Regions from separate parts of the Homo sapiens genome. Here regions 1 and 2 are each linked to region 3. The links are chromatin loops, found by intact Hi-C in ENCODE. Cell type or tissue: ascending aorta. All regions are shown on one strand. Region 1 holds the start of PLXNA4-AS1 (PLXNA4 antisense RNA 1). Region 2 has its middle 5.0 kb from the start of PLXNA4. Region 3 overlaps PLXNA4 (plexin A4).

Evidence for each region. Peaks named below come from ENCODE experiments on the same cell type or tissue, not always from the same donor. Only the 100,000 strongest peaks of a DNase experiment are listed, where the experiment ranks them.
Region 1: it touches region 3 in a loop (2.3-fold over the local background); 2 of 110 quality-filtered maps call a loop at or near these places.
Region 2: a loop joins it to region 3, with 2.7 times the contacts of the local background. A loop is called at or near these places in 3 of 110 quality-filtered maps.

Annotation. Positions count from the first base shown.
Region 1 is chr7:132,349,337-132,354,336 of GRCh38, forward strand. All of the region lies in intron 3 of PLXNA4 (plexin A4), which reads right to left. PLXNA4-AS1 (PLXNA4 antisense RNA 1) reads left to right here and starts at 2,998. Exons shown (of 2, transcript NR_199030.1): 1 at 2,998-3,045. RefSeq lists enhancers at 2,487-3,022, 3,023-3,557. In ascending aorta, no CTCF peak of the experiment used is centred here; DNase peaks (open chromatin) are centred at 3,035 and 3,782; H3K4me3 peaks cover 1,293 bases; H3K27ac peaks cover 2,247 bases.
Region 2 is chr7:132,578,960-132,583,959 of GRCh38, forward strand. It overlaps a transcript of PLXNA4 not described here. Among named protein-coding and RNA genes, the nearest start is that of PLXNA4, 5.0 kb to the left of the region's middle. RefSeq lists a silencer at 1,844-2,013. In ascending aorta, a CTCF peak has its summit at 1,956 (motif pointing left); a DNase peak (open chromatin) is centred at 1,942.
Region 3 is chr7:132,427,935-132,432,934 of GRCh38, forward strand. All of the region lies in intron 3 of PLXNA4 (plexin A4), which reads right to left. Among named protein-coding and RNA genes, the nearest start is that of PLXNA4-AS1, 78 kb to the left of the region's middle. In ascending aorta, no CTCF peak of the experiment used is centred here; DNase peaks (open chromatin) are centred at 526, 3,037 and 3,569; H3K27ac peaks cover 2,308 bases.

The DNA of each region.
Region 1 (5,000 bases), 79 kb before region 3:
AACTGGGTCCAGCCAAAACAGGGTGTGGGGGTAGGGGGCTGGTGGGGTCGGAGGAGTGGCTGCAACCCTGCCTGGTGTGTGCAGGGAGCCAACACAGGGAGGGCTACCAAGGGGGGCCACTGCCAGGAATTGCAGCATTTTTGTGCTGGACAGAGCTGCCTCAGGGCATCTCATTCCCACTCCTAGATGTAATTGATCATATTTGGAAAGGCCCTCAGGGACAGGAAACTTGATAAATTCCCATTCCAATGTTTCACGACCCTGACAGTAAAGGAGCTCATCCTAATAATGAAGCTACAGGCTGCTTCCCACAGTTTAAATGCATTTCCCCTTCTGATGTCCTTCGTGGAGATCAGGAACAGCTGGTCACTCTCCTCCCCATGATAACCCCTCTTATATTGAGGATGGGTATCCTGTTGCTTTTCACCCCTTGCTGCTTCTTATTAATAAAAAAAAATAAAACTCCAATTTCTGTATCTTGCCATCAAATGCCCTTTTCCTTTGTCCCAACTCAACCCATCATCACCGTCCTTTTTTTTAAGTATATTTTTTCTTCTGACCTTGTTGCAAAATTGATGGCTCAGGAGTAAATATCATTCCCATTGTACCATCCCAAAAATGGAGGCATACACATTAGGACCAGGTGAAGGGAAGGAAATGAATGTGTGCTGCAGCCCTCCCCTTTGTAAGCTGTTCCCCACATTCTCTGAGTGAATCTTCAAAATCCCAACCTCCTGTTCACAAATCCAGAAGTTAAGATTCAGATAAGTAAGGGGTTCAAGATGATCTGGTTAATCATCACCACAGCTGAGGTTTAAATTCTGTTCACAAGTTAATTGTTTATTAACTTGCAGACCAGTTCAGATCAAGAATACATTAACTCAGGGCCAGGTGCGGTGGCTCACACCTGTAATCCCAGCACTTTGGGATGCTGAGGCAGGCAGATCACTTGAGGTCAGGAGTTTGAGACCAGCCTGGCCAACATGGTGAAACCCTCATCTCTACTAAAAAATACAAAAGTTAGCTGAGCATGGTGGTGCGCACCTGTAGTCCCAGCTACTTGGGAGGCTGAGGCATGAGAATTGCTTGAACCAGAGGTGGAGACTGCATTGAGCCAAGATTGTGCCACTGCACTCCAGCCTGGGCAACAGACTGGGAGTCTGTCTCAAAAAATAAAAATAAAAAATAAAAAAATAAAAGAATACATTAACTCCATTCAGAGAAATGCAAATCATAGCGTCAATGAGCAGGAGATGCCATTTCCCACCCGCTGGGATGGCTAGAGTAAAGGATAGAAAATGACAAGTGTTGGTGAGGGTGTGCAGCAATTGGAACCCTCACACATTGCTGGTGGGAATGGAAGTGAGGTGGCTGCTTTGGAAAACAGCCTGGCACCTTCTCAAGTGGTGAAATAGATTTACTATATGATCCCAAAATTCCACTCCTTGAAATATATGCAAGACAAATGAAAACATATATCCAGACAAAAATGTATACACAAATGTTCATAGCAGCATTATTCAGAATAGCCAAAAAAGGAAACAATGCAAAAGTCCATCAGATAAAGAATGGGTGAATAAAATGTGGTATATCCATACAATGGAATATTAGTGGCAAGGAAAAGGAATGAAGTACTGATCCATGCTACAATGTGGCTAAACCTTGAAAGCATTATGCTGAGTAAGAAAGAAGCCAGACACAAAAGGCTACATATAAGATTCCTTTTATACACAATGTCCAGAATAGACAAATGTACAGAGAAAGATAGATTAGTGGCTACCTAGGGCTGGGGGCCATGTGGAGCTGGAGAGGGTGATGGCTAAGGGATTTGAGCTGTCTTTTTGCAGCAATAAGAATGTTCTAAAATTGATTGTGGTGATGGTTGTGCAACTCTGTAATTATAGTAAAAGCTACTGAATTGCAAAAGCCATTGACTTGTACTCTTTAAATAGGTGAATTATACCAAATGTGAATATATCTCATTAAAGCTGTTTTTTAAGAGTACTTTAAATTCAAAAACTCTGCTTTTTAAATGTTTGAGAATCCTTTGTCCTTATAAAGAATTGATTCAAAGTTCCATAAAGCGGATTCAGTTTCCAGATTGTGTTGATAAGACTTGCCCATGGCTGGCCACCCCGTCATCTCTAGCAGAGGGTGTGTGAGAATGGCCGTTGGCTCCAGCTTCCTGGGAGGGGAGACCCAAGGCCCAGGAAGAAAGCGATGAGTCCTTTCTCATCCAAAGGTGCATGCCCAAGATACCTGCTTTGAGGTACTTCCCATCCACCTTCTCCATTACAATGGAAGGCAACAAAGCCAACAGGAAGCACCTTGTCCATGTGCACCATGAGTCAAGTCACATGTAGGACCCAGCCAAGGACCTAGAGTCCCTGCCACATCCCAGAACCACACTTAGGTAGCAGGTACCAGGCCTCTGAGCTGGAAGCAATGTGGGGGAAGATGCGCCCACCTCCTGCTCACTCCTGCCTCTCTTGGTCATTCCACAGAGTTCCAGAGAAAGAGATAAAGGAGACAAAGAAAGAAAAGAAGAAAAGAGCATGCAGAGACCAGTTGGAAAATAAAAGGGGGCCAATTCCCTCTTATTAAGCCTGTTATTAGGCTGCGAATCAAATTAAACCACAGGGCTTTCCACTTACAGAGTGCTATTTTAAGGCTTATTAGACTATATTAGGATTGGCATACATTTCCACTGACATAATATCGGCCTTTAATTGGATTTAAGGGCGAGGAGGCTGCATTCAGCTGGAATAGGGTCCCTGCAAGGAGAAACTTGCTATTCTCCTCACAGCTTCCCCACTTCCCCTGCTGGCTGCCATCCCAGGGGCTGGGCAGACCCTGTAACCCTTTCAGATCCAAAACACAGCTTTTTTCCTCCTCCTCCTCCTCTGATAAGTGCCCAGAGGCCGAAGCAGGCCCCCCTCTCGCCTACGTGTGCCCATCCCTGACTGGCCAGCTTCCGGTACTCGGTGGCTGTAGGAGGTGCAGAGCTGTGCGTGCCTGCCGAGGCTGGGCAGCAGACTTCAGACTGTGAGTAGAGCCCCAGGGAGGGAGGCCAGCCTCCCCCTCCTGCTTCCAAGCTGCCGTGGGCGAGATTGGCAGTGGGAGGTGCAGGAGTTTTTCATGGGACAGTGATGAAAAGGGGGACTTGGGGTTGGAAGCAGAGTTTACCTTGACCTTTGAATCTCCTCCCATCCCCTGCCTGGTCAATCCTTGAAAGACCCTCAGGGGCACGTGGTAGAACCTGAATACAGGAGGGATATGGGAAAAAGTTCACACACTATGGGGAAGCGAACACTCTCCGGGCTGGTGGCAGTTTCCAGACACTTGTGACCAACTTCTCAAAGCTGCAGCATCCTCCTACGTAAAATAGGAACACGCTTTCCTTCCACTCGGGATTGCTTTGAGAATTAATTGAGATAATACAGCTAAAGTGGTGAGTAGGAGGCTTAATAACGTTTAGTGCCTTCTCCCCTTTGCTGTACAAATTTCAGATCTTTCTACCAAAAGGCATCATAAAAGTAACAGACCTCACCAGTCAAGTACGTTGCAAAATAATCTTGGGAGGGGAAATATCTTGGTACAGAGACAAGTATGTATGAAATATCACTTCCCAAAATATTGCTCAAACATGAAAAAAAAATCCCAAATTCCTTAACATTTTCCACTAATATATGTGAACGTCGCCTGCTCCCACTTGCCAAGATGTTTCTTGGCTATACTTTGATGTCTTCAATTTCCACGCTTGTTTTTAGCTCTTCTGCCAGAGCCATGTGCTTGTTTATTTTTACTACATTTTTATGACGTTTCTGCTATTGCAATAAGTTTTGCATTATTAGTTTTATCAAATAACAGAATGTCTGGTTGGCTGGCTGAGATTTATTGGCCCAGTTTTTATGGCTCCATCCCAGAACACTTTTTGTGATTACTTTCTAAGTTGTTCTTAGATCCATTCTTAAATATGTGCTTATTCCTTTATTAAATCACATCTGAGGACTAATTGTTATGGTATAAACTTAGCATCAGTGCAATGCCAATTGCTATAATCTTACCATTATTACTTAATCACAGGTTTGTGTACTCGGTTCTATGCAACATATATATATATATATGTTGGAAAAGTTGCTTGGAAAGCTGAAATTTACAAACTGCATTTCTTCCTATATTCACTAGGAAGTTTCTCCTCCTAATACATATTATCTCACCTTGAAATATCTGTTTGGCAAGTTCTGTTTATTTGGGATGTTGACTTTCCTGAAGCTCGAGGAAAACCTTATTACAAAACAAAACAAAAAAACACAAGCATGATTTATTTCATCCCTGCATTAGCTTCCTCTGCTGTTCTTATTTGACCCAATAAGTCTATGAATGACTTGGTTCTATGGTTGAGAGGCAGAGAAAGGATGAATTTCCTCCATTTATTATGGGGAGAACTTGAGGTGGGGGGCAAGCAGTATCTTGCTCAGCCCTGCAATGAGGTGTCAGTTGTCCTGTTTTCTGCAAGGAAGGTCCTCATAGCCTGGCAATAATGAAGTCTGTTGTGCTTCTTGAAAGCTTTGCAACCCCTGAAAGTCTGAATTCTTTTCAAGTCAGATCTGTTTTCCTCATGGAGCCTGAGCCCAGGGTTTTCTTCTCCCGTCCAACCCCCAACACATGTCCTCATTGCTCACTGACCCCCAGAGAGTTCCACATCAGTAAGAGTGGGACCTCCTGGAATGTTCCCCCAAGGGGACATCAAAGGAGCAACTGTCCTGGCGGGTTTGGATTAATGGCATCTGAATCATTACAGCCAGAAATGTGTATGCCTGTAAGCCTGGGGCACCAACAGTGTGTGCGTGTGTGTGTGTGTGTGTGAGTGCACTGCACACTGAGCCTGTGCATATTAAGGGGTTTAAATCAGGAATGAGCGCAAATCCACAAACATGTATCCCTGTGAACTCACGGTACTCACAATTTAGCCAGGAGGAGTTTTTATTTGAAACCCA
Region 2 (5,000 bases), 150 kb after region 3:
CTGCCTCTTGAACATCCTTCCAGGGTGGAGGAAGCCCAGGGCCAAATGCCTCTCTCTGCAAGACTGGGATTAGCACAAGGCCAGCCGGGCACTGAGGATACAAAATCCAAGGAGGCCCTGTCACCCCAAGGTCCATGTAAGGTTTGCATCACCTGATCCTGACACTGCTTCTAGGTGTCCCTTTTAAAATTGCTGCATGGGTCCATCACGGCCCATTTCCAGAAGTGACAGCCCGGATAGCCCCATGAAAGTCCCTAATGGGTTACTTAAGGAATATCGTTCAATTAAAGGCGCGGGGGAGACTCCTTTCAAACTTCTGTTGGCCACTCAGCTTTCAGGGTATGTCATAAAATGCTGAAAGGAAGGGGGGAAGGTGAGAAAACAACTCTGTCTCAATTCTCAGTCATTCTAGCATGTATTTTTAATACAATCTGATTGTCTTTTTCCTCCTCATATCGGTTGTATTTGTGTGTGTGTGCGTGTGTGTGTGTGTGTGCGTGTGTGTGTGAATATGGCTTGAGTTCCAGGCCCATTTCCTGATGGATGGACGGGAAGTCAAAGACCTTTTTTTTTTTTTTTTTCCAGAGGTGGCAAATAAAATGTGTTTATTATTCTTTATCTCCTGCCTAGTGTGTGGTGTCATTTATTTTCATTCAAAGAAATGAATGCCATGTGGTGCCTGAAGAGTAATAACAGAGCCAAATGACAGGGAAGACACACAGCAAAAAGCTGGACCAGCCACGGGCAGGTGAGGGGCCCAGCGAGCTCTCCCGTTGTTAATGGGGCCAGGGGCCATATCTCAAATTGCCTTTCCCCGGTTGCCTTCCACTGAATAACACGGTAAAAGGCATACCAAAGGGGGCAGTTATCATATTATCGGAAGGAGGAGTAGAAAGGGTCAAATTAGCTGCAGTAGAGGATTTTTTTTTTTCAGTGATGACCCATTGGATTGACTCCCTTAAGTTAGGAGAATGGAATGGGGTGGGATGAGTAGGGCCTCTACATTGGAAGTTAGAAAACACATGTCCTACTCCTGGCTCTGTCATTGGCCAGCTTTACAATTTGGAGCGGGTCACGTCCTCTCAATGATACCTCATCTCTCACCTGACACATTCGCCCCTTAGAGTTGCAATGACATTCAAAGGACATACCATCTTATTAATGTGCTTTGAAACTCTAAGGTAGGTACAAAACACATGTAGGGAATTAGAGTCGCTTTCCAGATGAATGTATCTTTTTATTTTTTTCAAATAGAATGATACAATGAGGGTAGGCCTTCTGCTATCTTGTCCCCACCCCAAGAATAAATACACAGGCAAAAGCAGCATCTTACCACAGTTCAAAATGTGTTTCTGCATTAGGTACAAGATCTTCTGGCTCTCACACCTCCTCTACCCCCTCTCCCTTGGTGAGGGCTAAGGGAGACACAAGTAGGACCATCTAGGTGTCCCCTACTGACAATGGCTCTGTGAGTCACTCCCTCTACCTCTTGCCTGGTCGTGAAACTGGTTATGTCATTGTCTGGACCCATGGCCACAAGAGGGAGAAGCTAAATGGCACATTGCTTCAGAGAGTCCTGTTTTCTAAAGAAGCTATGTCTGTGGGACTTGGGTTGGGGTTTATTGCTGGGTTTAGACAGAAAAAGTATTGGTTCATCTCCCACAGCTGAATAAAAGGACCAGTTTAATAGGAAAGAGGAGAAGAAACTCTTAAGTTTCCCCTCACTTAGCTACCACCATTTTATTAGCCTAGGAACAGTGCTGCTATTTAAGTTGATAAAAGCCAGATTTGCTCGTTAAATAAATCACCAGAGCCTGGTGGTGCTAGAGAGACATTTTCTTTCCCCCAAGAGCTGCCCCCATGGCTGGGTCTTGTACCTTGCACTGGATAGAAAAACCACAGGCAGGCAGTCAGCAGCTTAAAAACCTAAATTGTGGCGCCACCTGCAGGACAGCAGGAATATCATCAGTATCCCACAGCTCAGCAGAGGAGGCAAGAGGAGCCTTCCGCAGTGACACAGGTGAGGCCAGGGTGCCCTCTGGCCCCTGCTTTCTGCATGTGTCACCACATGTCCACAGCACACTCCAGCAGCCTTTAATCTGCATCCTCCTTGAATGCTGCCATTTCGAGGGATGGGCAGCAGCTCTCAAGATTCTCAGTCCATTCAAACTAACTTATTCTTCCATCTGTCTCCTAAGGGACTAAGTGGACCTCTAAGCCAAGGGTTCTGTCTTCAAGACTGGACCATGGAACAGTAAAACAGAAAGGAGAAGTGACTGCCTTTCAAGGAAGATGAGGGGAGGAACATCCTTGTGTCACCACAGGGCCTACTAGTAAGTTGAACTTGGTGGCTGGGTATTCTCAGTAGACCCAACTGTTCCAGGCTTCCCTAGCATGTGGGTGCAAATCAGCACAGAGATATTAACATCCGAATTTCAACTCCCAGCCTTTTCTGCTCAGATAAAACTTTGGCCACCACTGAAAAACCCCTCCCTGTCTCCTCCCATTATGTCAGAGACCGCCACTGGTGGGTGTGCTTAGGAACAAGTCTGACCATTTCATTCACCACAAGTACCCTCTTGGAAATCCACTGCCCATGAGCCATTTGATGGAAGGACATCTCTGCATTGCCAGCTCTGTGGTTGCCCTCTGCAAGGGCACCTCCACCCGGCTGCACTGCTGGACATGGCAAGCTCTGCTGCCGTGCCATGGCTTTCCAAGCCACACCGGGGGGTTGGTGTTTAGGTGGGGAGGACACCCCTCTCCTCCTACACACACACACACACACTGTGGATCTTGATCCTCTGGGCACCAAAATAACTCCCATGCCTCCCATGGTCCAAGTCTTACTCCCCTTCCTCCCCAGACCCTTTCATCCACTGCCCCCTCTCCAGAATGCTTCCTTCTCTTTCAACTAACAAAAACAACAAACAAACAAACAAACAAAACTTGTCTTTTTAACCGCAGAAACCAGAAGTTAGAGGATATTGTGAGGTAAGGGGAGATGGAGGGAGGGAGGGGGTGTGACTTAACTCCATTGGCCAGAAAGAAGAGAGTCCCAGATCTGGCCAGAGCCATGTCTTGCTACAACAAGAAAGGAGAAATACCTCAGTGTAACCCTTCTTGGGGTTAAGTCCTGGGAGGCACAAGGTCCCGTAGTATGCCTGCATTACAAGGACTGGATACAATTCACGTCTCCCACATGGCACCTCTCTCTTGGCACTGCCTAGTACACTGGCTAAGTAGTTTAAATGAGTCACTTGGCCCCTCTGACTGGGGTGCACATAACAGAAAAGGCCTCAAGTTGTTTTCCTTGTGATGAAGATGGATTCGTGCTGATGGGTTGAATGCTCTTGCCTGGTAACACATTTACAAGATGGTTGCCAGGTGGTCTGAGTGTAAGCTGTTCTAAGTGACTGTGGTTGCCAGCCTCCAAAATGGCCCCAGTGACTCTCAACCAGAGGTATTCATGCCCTCATACAGTCTGCTCCCATGCTGAATCAGAGCTGACTTAAGTGACCATGAAGTGACAGTGTCCAAGGCTAGGTCAAAAAAAGACATTTTAGCTCCCAGCTTGGTCTCTTTAGTCCCTTGGACCTGCCATGTGTTGAGAAACTGAGCTACCCACCAACAACCAGTGCCAGCTTGCCAGCCCCATGAGTGAGCCACCCTAGGAGCCCATCCTCCAGCCCCAGTTAAGCCTTCAGATGATTTCAGCCTTCAGAAGTTTCCAACTGAGGTCCCAGACATCATGGAGCAGAGATAAGATATGGTTTTATGCCAGAGATTTGTTATGCAGTAGCAGATAATAAACACAGTGATTTGCAGGGAAGATATCATTCCTCTGACCTTGACCTCATTAACCTCTTAAGCTTATTATTTGAGCCCACTTGGCTGTAGAATAAGAAGGACAAAGTGGGGCATGCTTGATGCATGATAGTCTCATACTGGGCAGGACTGGGCACCAATAGATGTCCTGCCAGTCACTCCCTTCAGAGCTCCGGGGTTAAACCTCTTAGTACATCTCAGTGTGTTACACAGAAATGAGAAAACCCAATGAAGAGGCTTGAAAGCATCCACAAACAGAATACTGAAATCCAGCACTCACTTAAGATGGGCCATCGTCAGTTCAGTTCCAGAGTATTGGCCATCAGAGACATTCAAGAGAGAGGCAGAAAGTTGTGCCGAGTCCTGTTCACTTTCACGAGCTGTCTGGCACCTGCCTCTGCCAGAGAGCCTTTTGGAGGTGAGGTTGAATGGGGCTCCAGGGTGAGTCCTTGCACCCACCAAGCACCAGGCCCAGTGGTGCTGAAAGTGTTCCCTACATCTGATCCTAACCCGTGCTACACCACAGGGCAGGAGGGAGGCCCAAGGATGCTTCCTATAGATGGCAGGTAGAGTAAAAAGAGACTAGAAGCGAGATGTGATTGAAAGCTGATCGTCCACTTTCCCTCCACACCATTCTCCTTGAGGACTTCTCGCATCACCTTCTCTCCTGTGCCCTCAGCAGCTTCCAGAGAGCTCAGTGGAGCCTGCAAGCTATCAGCAGGGCCAAGGCATATACAAGGATTAGGACGAGAGAAGAAGGGAAGAAAGAGGCAAAGAAGAAGAATGAAGGGACAGGAGTGCCTATGCAAAGCAGAGAAAGAGCCGCAGACAGTTGCCTTAGGGATTCTGAGGACAGTGCTTAGGCCCAAGGTGACCTCTCTCCACTTTAGTGTCTGCCTCCAGGACTCTGTGGCCTGGCTCCATTCTCCTTCTGGCCCTATTTTCCTGGCCAGGCCCTATATTCTTCCTCTGTTTTTAAAGGGCTTTCTCCTAACGCACGCCTGCTGACTGTAACCTTCACAAATGTGAGATGTCCCTTGTGGAGTCCAGAGAGAGCAGGGACCCTCGAAGCCTGAAGTCCACAGAGGTGTGTGGTAGCACATGAGGGTTGGGGAGGGCCAATCGTGCCATATCTTCCCAACTCTGCAACCAGCGATGCCAGGCCAGCTGCT
Region 3 (5,000 bases):
TAACAGGCAAGGTGGGCATCCCCTCCACATCCCCTCTCCTCTCCCCTTGCTAGAAAACCCATATGCTTCTGCAAAGCAGGTGAGACGAGGCATGGGGGAGGGGAGGACATCGGCACAGACAGGGAAACCAAGGGACACTGCAGGAAAGCCTCCAGGTGACATGGGAGGCCCCATGTACCCCAAGTGCCCTGCATGAGCTGCCTTCTGCCTGCCCCCACCAGAGAACCCTGCAGTGAAGGGACAAATTCCTAATAGCGGGGACGTCCCAGGAGGGTCCCTTTCCTGGGGCTCTGGCCCAAAGAGCCAGCACCTTTGATGCTTTCCCAAAGATCTCATAGCAGGGACCCCATTCTACCCACTCAGGCTGAAATCAGTGGGAAGTCCCTATGCTCTCCCCATCTGGCTCTCCCTAGCTTTCTGGGGGTGATGGATGGCTCAAGAGTTGCAATTTTTGTTCTGTTAAGAAAGCACAAACAATCCGATGCCAGGAGGCGAGGACCTTGCTCCCTGTTGGCGCCTGGTGCAATCCCCAGGGAGCTCTACCAGTGTCAGCAGAGAAAGGGAAAACAGCTGGGTCTCTAGGGCCCGAGAGCAGGCGGGAGATTTATTATTTTGGGGTGATTAAACCGAAGCTTCCAACACCTCAGTGAGTGTTTCCTTCTTGCTACCCCTGCTACTCAGACACAGGAACCGTATGGGGCAGCCTGGCTCCCGGTGGTCCCCTCTGTCCCGGTCCTTGAGACCACTGCCAAGACACTGCCTCCATCAGACGGCCAAGCTCTGGCCAGCCTCCAGGTCCTCGCCTACCTCCCACTCCATTCCCTGTCTGCAATTGTTTCCAATCAGTTTAGGAAACAGCTCTGAGAACAATTAGAAAAGATAACGAGGAAGAATTACATAATTACAGTTCTCCTAGATCTCAGGCACTTCAGGGGAAAAGAAAAAGGCTGAACTGAGTCCAAACAGGGACCAATGTGAGGAAAAGATGGTACTTCTGGAAAGCTTTCGGGGTGCAAGGGCTTAGACCCTGAAGGAGAGTGGGAAGGACAAAGGCACTCCTATGTCTGCCTGCTGGTCAGCTGGGGGCTGCCTCCAGCTCAGGGCCTCAAAGGACGGCTCAGAAAGTCCTCATGCAATGCAGACCTCTCTGTGGAATAGCCATGTAGACTACAGAACCACGTCCCCCTTCAAGATCATGCAGCCCAAACTTCTCATTGTCAAGATGAGAAAGACCAAGAGAGAAAAGGTCTTGCCCCAAGCCAACAGAACTCAGGACTCCAAGCCCCAGGCCAACACTTTGTCCATGTGCAGGCTCCTTAACTTCTGTCTTTGGTCCCTGGGTTACAATTCACTGGTCCCACCCACTGGACAGCTGGGAAATTCTACCTTCTTGACCAAAATGGATGGGTATAGGAAGAACTTTGCCCTCTAGAGTAAAGATGGGCAAACTTTTCCCAGGAAGGGTCAGATAAATAGTTTAAGTTTTATGGGCCATGCAATCTCTGTAGCAACAACTCAACTTTGCCATCACACCACGAAAGCAGGCACAGACAATATATAAACAGGTAAGCATGGCTGTGTTCTAGCAAAACTGTATTTGCAGACACTGTAACTTGAATTTCATATTATTTTCACATGCCATGATATATTGTTCTTTTGATTTTTTTCAACCATTTCAAAACATAAAAATCATTCTTCACTTGTGAGCTATAAAAACAAGTGGCAAACAAGATCCAGTCCATGGGTTGGAGTTTGCCGACTGTTGCTCTAGGATGTTGCTAGAAGACTTTGTGCTTCTCTGATTATTCCACACCCAGAGTTTAACCATTCCTTGACTCCATAAACCCAGCATGGTATTTAGAACAAGGCTTGATGGTCAGTCTTTTCTAGGTCACATTGCCGTGGTAGGCCAGGCTATTACCAACTATGCAAGCCCTCAGGAAATCATCCTACGAGGTTTACTCAAGACACCTCTGACGTCTGTGAGAACCCAGTCCCCAGGAGCAGAGTGGGCAGCTGGATGACAGCTTTCCCTAGATGGGCAAACAATCCCTCCCCAGAAGAATATGGAAGAGGAATTGCGTCTCAATCTGCCCCTCTCTATGCAGAGGGTATTTGTGGCATATGAGGTAATAAGAGACCAACATCCTGAGTTTCTATGCAGCACAACCTAACTTACCACTGTCTTCTCCTACTGCCTCTCCGTTTAGCAACAGGGAGTACCAAGTATCTTCATTCATTCAAAACCAGCATATTGAGTGAATGCCTATTCTGGCATCATGCCAGAGGAAAATCAGGCACAGGATATCAGACACATACAGACATCAAGTCTCTATGCGGTTAGTACCCTGACAGCAGGGACATTACTCCTCTTCTGCACCCAGCACCCAGCACCGCATGAGGCACACAGGAGAAGCTCAGGAAATGCTGAGTGAATTAGTAAATCAATGTGCAAGATGGAAATGGTTAAGTAGCACAAGGCAGATCAAATCCTATGCAAGCAGAGAGGAGGGAGAATTAGGTCCAGCTGAGGAAGCCAAGAAAGGGCCAATGACAGAGGGGGCAGTTGAGCTAAGCCTGACAAGATGAGTCGGATTAGGGTATGCACAGTTGGGGCACAGAGAAAGAGGAGAGAAAAATTCCAGCCAGAAAGAACAACTAGCAAGGCATGATGGTGTCTATAAGAACATGCATAGCTGAGGTTGCAGTCTTCATGCCTCTTGAGGAGTAATAGCTTGAGTGCTAACAACCCAGAGTTAAGCTGTTTCTAGATTGTTGAGGGCCAAGAAAGTCAGGCAAAAGAGTTTAAACATCTGTAGGTGGTAGGAGGCATTGAATCTTCTGAGCAAAGATGGTTGGGTGGCAATGAGATTAGGAAAGTGAACATGGTGGCAGAGTACATAAGGACTGGATAAGCAAGGAGTCTCTTTAAAGAAACCCTAAACTAGGACAGGAGCAGCAGCCTCGGCCACACCGCTGGGTGAAGCGGAAGAGTGGCTGTGGGCCAGCGGGAGGAGGTGGGACTTGTAAAGTGATTCATGGTTATGAGTGTAGACCCGGGAATCAGATAAACTGGGCTCAAGTCCAACTCCAGCACTTACTCCCTGTAAATGATCAGTCCTTTCTAGAACCCAGTTTCCCTATCTGTAAAACCGAGGCAATAAAATGGAGTCATCATCTCACAGGGTCCATGTGAAGCTGAGATGTGGTTAAACATGTGAAGTGCTTACCCTCGTGCCCTGCATGGAGCAGATTCTCAATAGAAATTTGCTAATCTTGGTCAAATTCTGTCCATTGGCCAGGAGTCCCAGTCAGGCCAGAGAAGCTTGTTTTTGCCAGAGAGGTGGAAGGGTAGTTGACCACAGTCCACAATCACTCCCCACCTCCCCTCTCCCCCTCCCAATCCTGGGTGGTAAGGCACACACCACATCCTCAGGAAGCTGACATACACCCTCCTCGTCACTCCTCAGCCAGCTAGTGAAAACCAACAACCAGAAATGTGCAGTCCCATGTGGGGACCTTTGTCAGGCAAGTCAATGTGCTCAACAGAAAACTCATAGCCCCAACACTGTGAGAGGGAAGGAGGAAGGGAGGGGGAAGACGTGACTCAGAAGTTAAATGCCTTCTTTCTTAGAACACAGGAGTGTCACAGCATTCAAGCCAAGACCTCTGACCTGCAAGACATCTGACCTGCAAGAGGGCTCACTTTTGGGAACCCTCATGCTCACGATTTAGGCCTCTGACCTGCTAGGAACATGATCAGCATCTTGGCAGAGAGAGCACAGGCCCTGCATCCAGGCAGCCATGAGCTCTGGTCTTGGCCTCAGCGCTCCCTGGCCATGTGACTACGTAAATAAGGACATCAGTTAAATAAGGGTACGTGAGATAATGTGTGTTCAGCACAGACCGTAGCCCAGTGCTACAGAGGAATCTGGAATTTGGAGACACGGTTGCTCACACCTGAGACGAGGATAGGACCTCGCCTCTCATAATCAATGCCTGCCTGAGACCTTGGTTTCTGCTTAGGTGGAAGTGGTTTTAACCAGGCTCAGACCCTCCTCATACTGCCTACTGGTGGCCTCTGTCATGAGCTCTCCCCCACACCTTTTTAGATGGCTCCTCTGTCTTCCTTTGCGTGGAGGTTCTGTGTTTCTCCACAATAGTAGTCTCTTCTCTTCCCTGGTCCAATTACAGCCCACCCTCCTCACTCCAAGAAGCTGGGTATCCCATCCCTGCATCTAACGGGGTACCAGAACTGGTGACGGACGACTCACCAGTCACTCGTGGCATTCTCTAAGAAGCCTTTAGTTAGTCCTCTCTGCAACTCCCTTCGAATCCCGTTTATGAGTGACCAGTCTCCCAAAAGCAAGAATGCCAGTCCAAGAAAGCAGGAATGGGGATTTGAGAAAAAGAAGAAAATAAATGTGTTTCTGTGCTCAGGGAAGCTCTCCACACAACACAGCTCAACTTCCTACTCCTGCATTGCCATCTGGTTGCTACTGGCAACCAGGCAATCATATTTTTCTAGTCCCAGATATAATCATCATAATCAATATAGGGTATTTATCCCACTCCTTGGTTCCAAGGAACTCAAAGATTTTCACATCTATTATTCTTCCTTCACTAACGTGAGGGAGAGAAGGGGAGGAGGTCTGCTTGTTGATGGGGTGTGGGGAAGGACTATTTCACAGATGGAAAAACTGAGGGAATGGGTAAGAAGGAGGCTGTGGGAACATCTCTTAAGAAAACAGTATTGCTAAAAGCAGTTTGCATTTGGATAGTGCGTTCACTTTTGAATAAAAGTGAAAAAAATCTCATCTAATTTTTACAACATCCCTCTAAAGTAGGTTCATTTATCGTATAGACAAAGCCCCCAAAAGTAAAGGATCTTTCCAGAAACACACCACTAGAAATGACATTGCCTAAACTCCTAGGCCTTTCGAGTCCCTTTTAGCATTTTTTTCCCGCAGCATCTCTGCAAACAAGTACAGTACATTGTT